2 separate regions of the Homo sapiens genome follow, and region 1 is linked to region 2. A link is a loop called in an ENCODE intact Hi-C map of the cell type or tissue named here. Cell type or tissue: dorsolateral prefrontal cortex. All regions are shown on one strand. Links, peaks and the distances in the headings refer to the core of each region. The heading gives the core; the rest is flanking DNA. Region 1 has its middle 420 kb from the start of LINC01896. Region 2 has its middle 470 kb from the start of LINC01896.

Evidence for each region. A loop is a pair of places that touch in the nucleus more often than their neighbours do. Peaks named below come from ENCODE experiments on the same cell type or tissue, not always from the same donor. Only the 100,000 strongest peaks of a DNase experiment are listed, where the experiment ranks them.
Region 1: a loop joins it to region 2, with 2.7 times the contacts of the local background. A loop is called at or near these places in 2 of 110 quality-filtered maps.

Annotation. Positions count from the first base shown.
Region 1 is chr18:78,561,151-78,564,056 of GRCh38, reverse strand. No RefSeq gene overlaps it. Among named protein-coding and RNA genes, the nearest start is that of LINC01896, 420 kb to the left of the region's middle. RefSeq lists enhancers at 689-1,229, 1,230-1,771. In dorsolateral prefrontal cortex, for the core only: no CTCF peak of the experiment used is centred there; a DNase peak (open chromatin) is centred at 1,686; H3K4me3 peaks cover 1,272 bases; H3K27me3 peaks cover 1,452 bases.
Region 2 is chr18:78,504,531-78,507,436 of GRCh38, reverse strand. No RefSeq gene overlaps it. Among named protein-coding and RNA genes, the nearest start is that of LINC01896, 470 kb to the left of the region's middle. In dorsolateral prefrontal cortex, for the core only: a CTCF peak has its summit at 1,086; a DNase peak (open chromatin) is centred at 1,096; H3K4me3 peaks cover 1,450 bases; H3K27me3 peaks cover 88 bases.

The DNA.
Region 1 (2,906 bases), core at 226-2,725, 56 kb before region 2:
GGTATATGGGTATGGGGCATGGGATGTGGGGGTTTGAGGGGTGTGGGGTGTGGGGGTTTGAGGAGTGTGGGGGTGTGGGATGTGGGGGTGTGGGGTGTGGGATGTGGGGGTTTGAGGGGTGTGGGGGTGTGGGGTGTGGGGGTTTGAGGGGTGTGGGGTGTGGGATGTGGGGGTGTGGGGTGTGGGGGTTTGAGGGGTGTGGGGGTTTGAGGGGTGTGGGGTGTGGGATGTGGGGGTGTGGGGTGTGGGGGTGTGGGGTGTGGGGGTTTGAGGGGTGTGGGGGTGTGGGGTGTGGGGGTTTGGGGGTTTTGAGTGCGATCTTTCTTTGGAGGCCTGGAACACATTCTCTCCCACCTATGAATGTCTAGATGCTTGCTTAGAATCAGAATGACTTGGTATAATTTTATTTTAAATGCACTCCTTATGAGGGCAAAACCCGGGAAATCTATATTTATGTCTTATCAAACCAACTGGAAATGAGAAGTGCCTGGGCCCAGGTCAGTGGGTATCGTTCCATTCTCTATTTCTTTCCTAACAGGAGTCCTTGAACCAGGAGGGAAAGGTGAGTGGATGGCAGGGACGACGGGGCCCGGGGGAAGCAGCACGGGCTGTGTCCTAAGGATCCTCCACCTGCTCATGTCCAGGAGCACGAGAGACCTCTTGTTTATGCCTTCAGTTAACATCAGTCCATTGTATCGAAGGTCTCAGGCATTCCGTATAGGCTGCCATGGGCCCAGAACCTGTGAATCCAATCTCACTGGACGCCGGCCTCCGTACCGGCACCTCCCTGTGACCCGGGCCAGGTTGCTTCGCACCCAGCTCCTTGCAAAGTGTCTCAGGTTCCTCTCTGGCAGGGTGCAATCCAGACTCGGTTGATCTCCATAAGGCCGTCTAAACTTGGATGAAAAGGCCCTGCAATGCCAATTATTATTATTATTATTATTATTATTATTTAAAAAGTGAGTTACTCTGCCAGGAAGCTGCCCCAAGCTCACCCAGCTCAGATTATGACGCTAATTATAGTGATTATGAAGAAGAGAGCGCGTGATTGCTACCGACCCCCCTCGCTGCCCTGAGAACAAATGCGAGGGACAATGGACGGCGGCTCCGCCCTTGCCGGGCTGCCATGCGGGCGATCCCTGACCCGCTCCCTCCCGTTCATTAGCAGCGCTGGTCGCCAGGACGCGGCCTCTTCAATCATTGCCGACCACCCCCGGCTGCCATGCACGGAGACAGACGCCGCGCGGCCGGAGAGGCCGGAGGTCGAATGTGAACTGCGGCGTTGCCGGGTGCCCAGGCGAGGCGGTGGGGTCGCCGTCGGGGCAGGCCGCTGTGGCAGCCTCTGTGTGTGTAGGAAAGCCGCTCTGCATGCCGGGGTGCGGCACCTACTGTGTTTTTGTTTTCTCCTTGCAGCTGAATGCACTCAACAGTTTTCCATTTCTCTTTTCCTTTGGTGCAGGGGGTGGGCAGAGAGTGGTGGTTTCACTCGGTCAGTTTTCTGGAGCTGCAAGGCTAACATTCATAGCAAGCAAGGGGACCTCCTTCGCCTGGGTTCCCTCTGCCCCTGCTCCGAGCTTCCAGACTAATGTGGCCTGGAAGCTTGGGAGGTTTCTGCGTCTCCGCCACCTTCCAATTTGCAGTGGCCGGCCTCTGAAGACTGACAGGCCGCAGCGCCGGTGCCAGTGTAAATGAGCCCATTCATTTCCTGCCGCTGGCATATGGCATGTCATTGTCCGCAGTCACCGAGGCAGAAGTGATGCAATTTGTTGGCATGTCCTGCTGCAGAACAGACTCTCCATCCCACTGAGCCCCCAAGAAAACAACAGAAGCCACGAAAGGGCAGCCAAAACCTTCACAGCTTCATCAAGCACGCACATACGGCACAGGGACGCAGGCAGCACACTCTCCATTTCTGTGCCTTCAGTGGGAAGGGCAGAGGGATGGAGGAATCTCAGAGCTTCTCAGCTCTCACTGTAACCACAAATAATGCCCGAGTCACGGATACCGCAAACCATTCTCAAGATGTCGTTCAAAACAGTCTTCCTTTTGCACGTCTATTTCTACTTTTGTTTCTGACAAACTGAACCACAGCAGAGACTGAAACAAGCCAAGTGGTGAGAGTTTAAATGCATCCTCAGCAGCAGGACACAACATACATCCAGCACGGCTCCTGCGGGAAAGCGGGTGGCTGCTTGTGGAAGGGTCCAGGTGTTGTTTCATTAGGAAAAAAAAATGATGCATCATGTTTGCTGGGAAAAGTCAAAGCACAGCTGCATGGCCAGGGGGAGCTGCATGGCCAGGGGGAGCTGCATGGCCAGGGGGAGCTGCATGGCCAGGGTGTGGTCAGGTTCACACCCCCGGGAGCTGGGCTTTACAGAGCAGCCCCATCCAAAGGTTGCAGCCAATCTGAAAACAGGCAGAAGCATTTGGCTCCATACAGTCTGCATGTTCACAACTGTGATAAGGACATGCTAAAGTCCAGGCTGGTGGGATCGCTCCCATAATGGATTTGAGAGGACCACGTGATTCACATGTTGTGATGAAACATATGAGCCTTGCATCTGTGTGGTGTCACTGAAGCATGTTTACAGGAGAGGAGTCCAGCTGAGCCTGCCAGTGAAGACAAGCACTAGGTGCCCACACACAGTTAAACTATTACTGTGAGAAACAGGCCCACGTGAGTGCAGCAAGGTGACCTACAGGTGGCTGCAGACCTCTGTGATTTAGAAGCTGCCTGGATCTGCAGCATCCAAAGAATCTTTCTGATCTTCATGATCATTGATCTGAGAATGGTTCATGATCACTGTCTGAGAAGGTTCTAAAATTCCTTCTAGCTCCAAAATTCCTCAACTTGATCATGGATGGCTCCTCCTCAGCGTTCATCAAGTCAGGAGTTCAGTGGCCGT
Region 2 (2,906 bases), core at 105-2,604:
CTTACGGCAGGTCCTGGGCCGGAGACTGGTCTGCAGCCAACGCCACCAGCGCCCAGGCTCTCCTTGGCCGGCCGGGTACACTGTTGCCATCCAAAGCACACAATATTGGTGGTGTCAAGAGAGTGGACTTCAAGACAAAACTACTTGTTTTGTGAAAATAGTCACACACTGACACGGACTCCTTTAGGACTGATCCTCTAGCTTGTCATGCGACTCTTCCACCGTATAATGGAGGCTGAAGGAAACAGCACGAGGTAGATATTCTCTGGTGAGGATGCACATAGTTATCCCGAGTGGTGTAAAGTTAGAGGAGATGTGTGTCTCAGTCTCACTGTGGTGACCATGACCCTTTCTTTCTGCTATGAAGTTGCTGGTTATTTTTAAATGTGAGTGACACGGGATTGTAAAGTTTGTACGTGGCTACAGCATGGCACAGGGTTGGCTTTGCGATGCCTTAGGATGTCTGAGAATCACGGGCTTCTTTAGTGAGAATTTTTTTTCAGAACATGCAATTATGCTCCCTGTGTGTGAAAATAATCATAGGAAGCGATGCTTGGGGGGTTTTCAATGACAGATGATCAGAAAAGCGGAGGTGGCCGCCTTGGGCTTTACAGAGGAAGGGGAAAGCCACGTTGCTTCCTAGGGGCCCACAGAGCCACCGCCCGTCTGCGGACGGCGAAATGTGTGAGAAAGCAAACTCGGAAAATTCTCATATGCATATGAAAAATCACCGCATGAAAGGGGGCCGGGGATTAGGACAAGATAAATTTATGCCCGGCTTTGCACATTCCGTTGACAAATTTGCTGTTTTTGCGTTGTGGCCTCCGACCTCCTGGTTACCGAGGGGATAACATTAAATGGAGAAAATGGCTTATTCTGTGCGATAAATTCAAACAGAGATGACGCACTTCGCCCACCAAGTATACCTAAGAAATTGTGGGGAAATGCCAAGCATTTCAAGAGAAAGCTGCTGTGAATTCTGGCGCTGGCGGCTCGAGCGATTTCTGCAGAGGAGAAAGGTCTCTTTGTTCAAGCTCAGCTGACTCTCAGCGTGTGGAGTGTCCGCAGCTAGGGGGTCGCATGGAAGCTGAAGCAAAGAAAGGAAACCGGAGATGTGACAAAACGCTGGCGCTAGAGGGCTGAGGCGCGAGGAGGCCGCTTTGACAGGGCCGCGGCACACGGAGCTCGGGCCCGGGCCCTGGCTCGCCTCCCTCCCTGCCACCCGCACACTCTTCTCTGCCAATGGGGTGCCCTTCCCCGGAAAAGCCACTGCACAGCGGGTCATGGGGGCAGCAGCGAGGGGCAGTGGGTGCCCCCTATTCAGAGCACCGTCACCACTACCCGGCCAGGGCTGCCAAGAAACACGCATGGACTGTTGGCGGTGAGGCCTCCGTGCGTCTTAATAACAGCGAGATGGAGCAGTGTTCTCCATTCAGCACTTGGGGAAACAGAGAGGAGGAAAGTCTCTCCAGCAGATGCTGGGAATTTGTTTTGATTTGGATCACATTTCATTTGGGAAAATAAAGAAACTAAAAGGAAAAAGAACACACACACAAATCCTCAGCACTAAAAACAAAATGAAACCACCCTGGCCTGCTGATGGCACATTTATGTGGAGTGGCAAAGGCTCTGGCGGTGGCCCTGATTCAGGTCGGGGGTGGCAGGGAGGGAGGGCTGCTCCGGGTGGGGAGAATGAGGGGGTGGGGGGAACAGGACAGAGACCACCCCCGCCACTGCAGCAAATTAGCCATTCACAGCCGTGTTCACACTGTAGAGGGCTTTCCCCAGGTGACCCTTGGGGGCCAGGAGGGAGGAAGGGCAGAAAGGCCACCTCCTCTGCGCCCACTGCATGGCTGCCGGTTTCCACATCAAAGCCTCCTGCCAGGAGCTAGTGGCAGCTCTGTCCTCAGTGCCCTGTGACAAGCTTGGTACGCACCTCTCCCTGGCCTTCCCTCATCTCAGGACAAGGTGAGTTTCCGCAGTGCCTGTGTGGACGCAGGGCCTCTTCAGCTGCCGGACGCCGTGCTGGAGTGAACTTCACTGGCTTCCAGCCTCCCTGCCTCCCCGCCCTGCTGGGTTTCAATCTCTTCTGCCCGAGCACACGTTATCCACCTGTCAGAGCGGCTGCTGATAATCCCTGTGACATGGGCACTATTGGCCTTTTTAAATGAGAGGTAAAGATTATCCCTGCGTGATGACAGGAAAGCAGCGCAGGCCCGTCCTGCTCTGTGGCCAACACCGTGCTCTGTGCGGCTGGCATCCTCAGGTCCATCCTCCTGGTCGACACCGTGCTCTGTTGGCCTGGCATCCTCAGGTCCATCCTCCTGGTCGACACCGTGCTCTGTCGGCCTGGCATCCTCAGGTCCATCCTCCTGGTCGACACCGTGCTCTGTCGGGCTGGCATCCTCAGGTCCATCCTCCTCCTGGTCGACACCGTGCTCTGTCGGGCTGGCATCCTCAGGTCCATCCTCCTGCTGGTCGACACCGTGCTCTGTCGGGCTGGCATCCTCAGGTCCATCCTCCTGCTGGTCGACACCGTGCTCTGTCGGGCTGGCATCCTCAGGTCCATCCTCCTGGTCGACACCGTGCTCTGTCGGGCTGGCATCCTCAGGTCCATCCTCCTCCTGGTCGACACCGTGCTCTGTCGGGCTGGCATCCTCAGGTCCATCCTCCTCCTGGTCGACACCGTGCTCTGTCGGGCTGGCATCCTCAGGTCCATCCTCCTCCTGGTCGATACCGTGCTCTGTCGGGCTGGCATCCTCAGGTCCATCCTCCTGCTGGTCGACACCGTGCTCTGTCAGGCTGGCATCCTCAGGTCCATCCTCCTCCTGGTCGACACCGTGCTCTGTCGGCCTGGCATCCTCAGGTCCATCCTCCTGCTGGTCGACACCGTGCTCTGTCGGGCT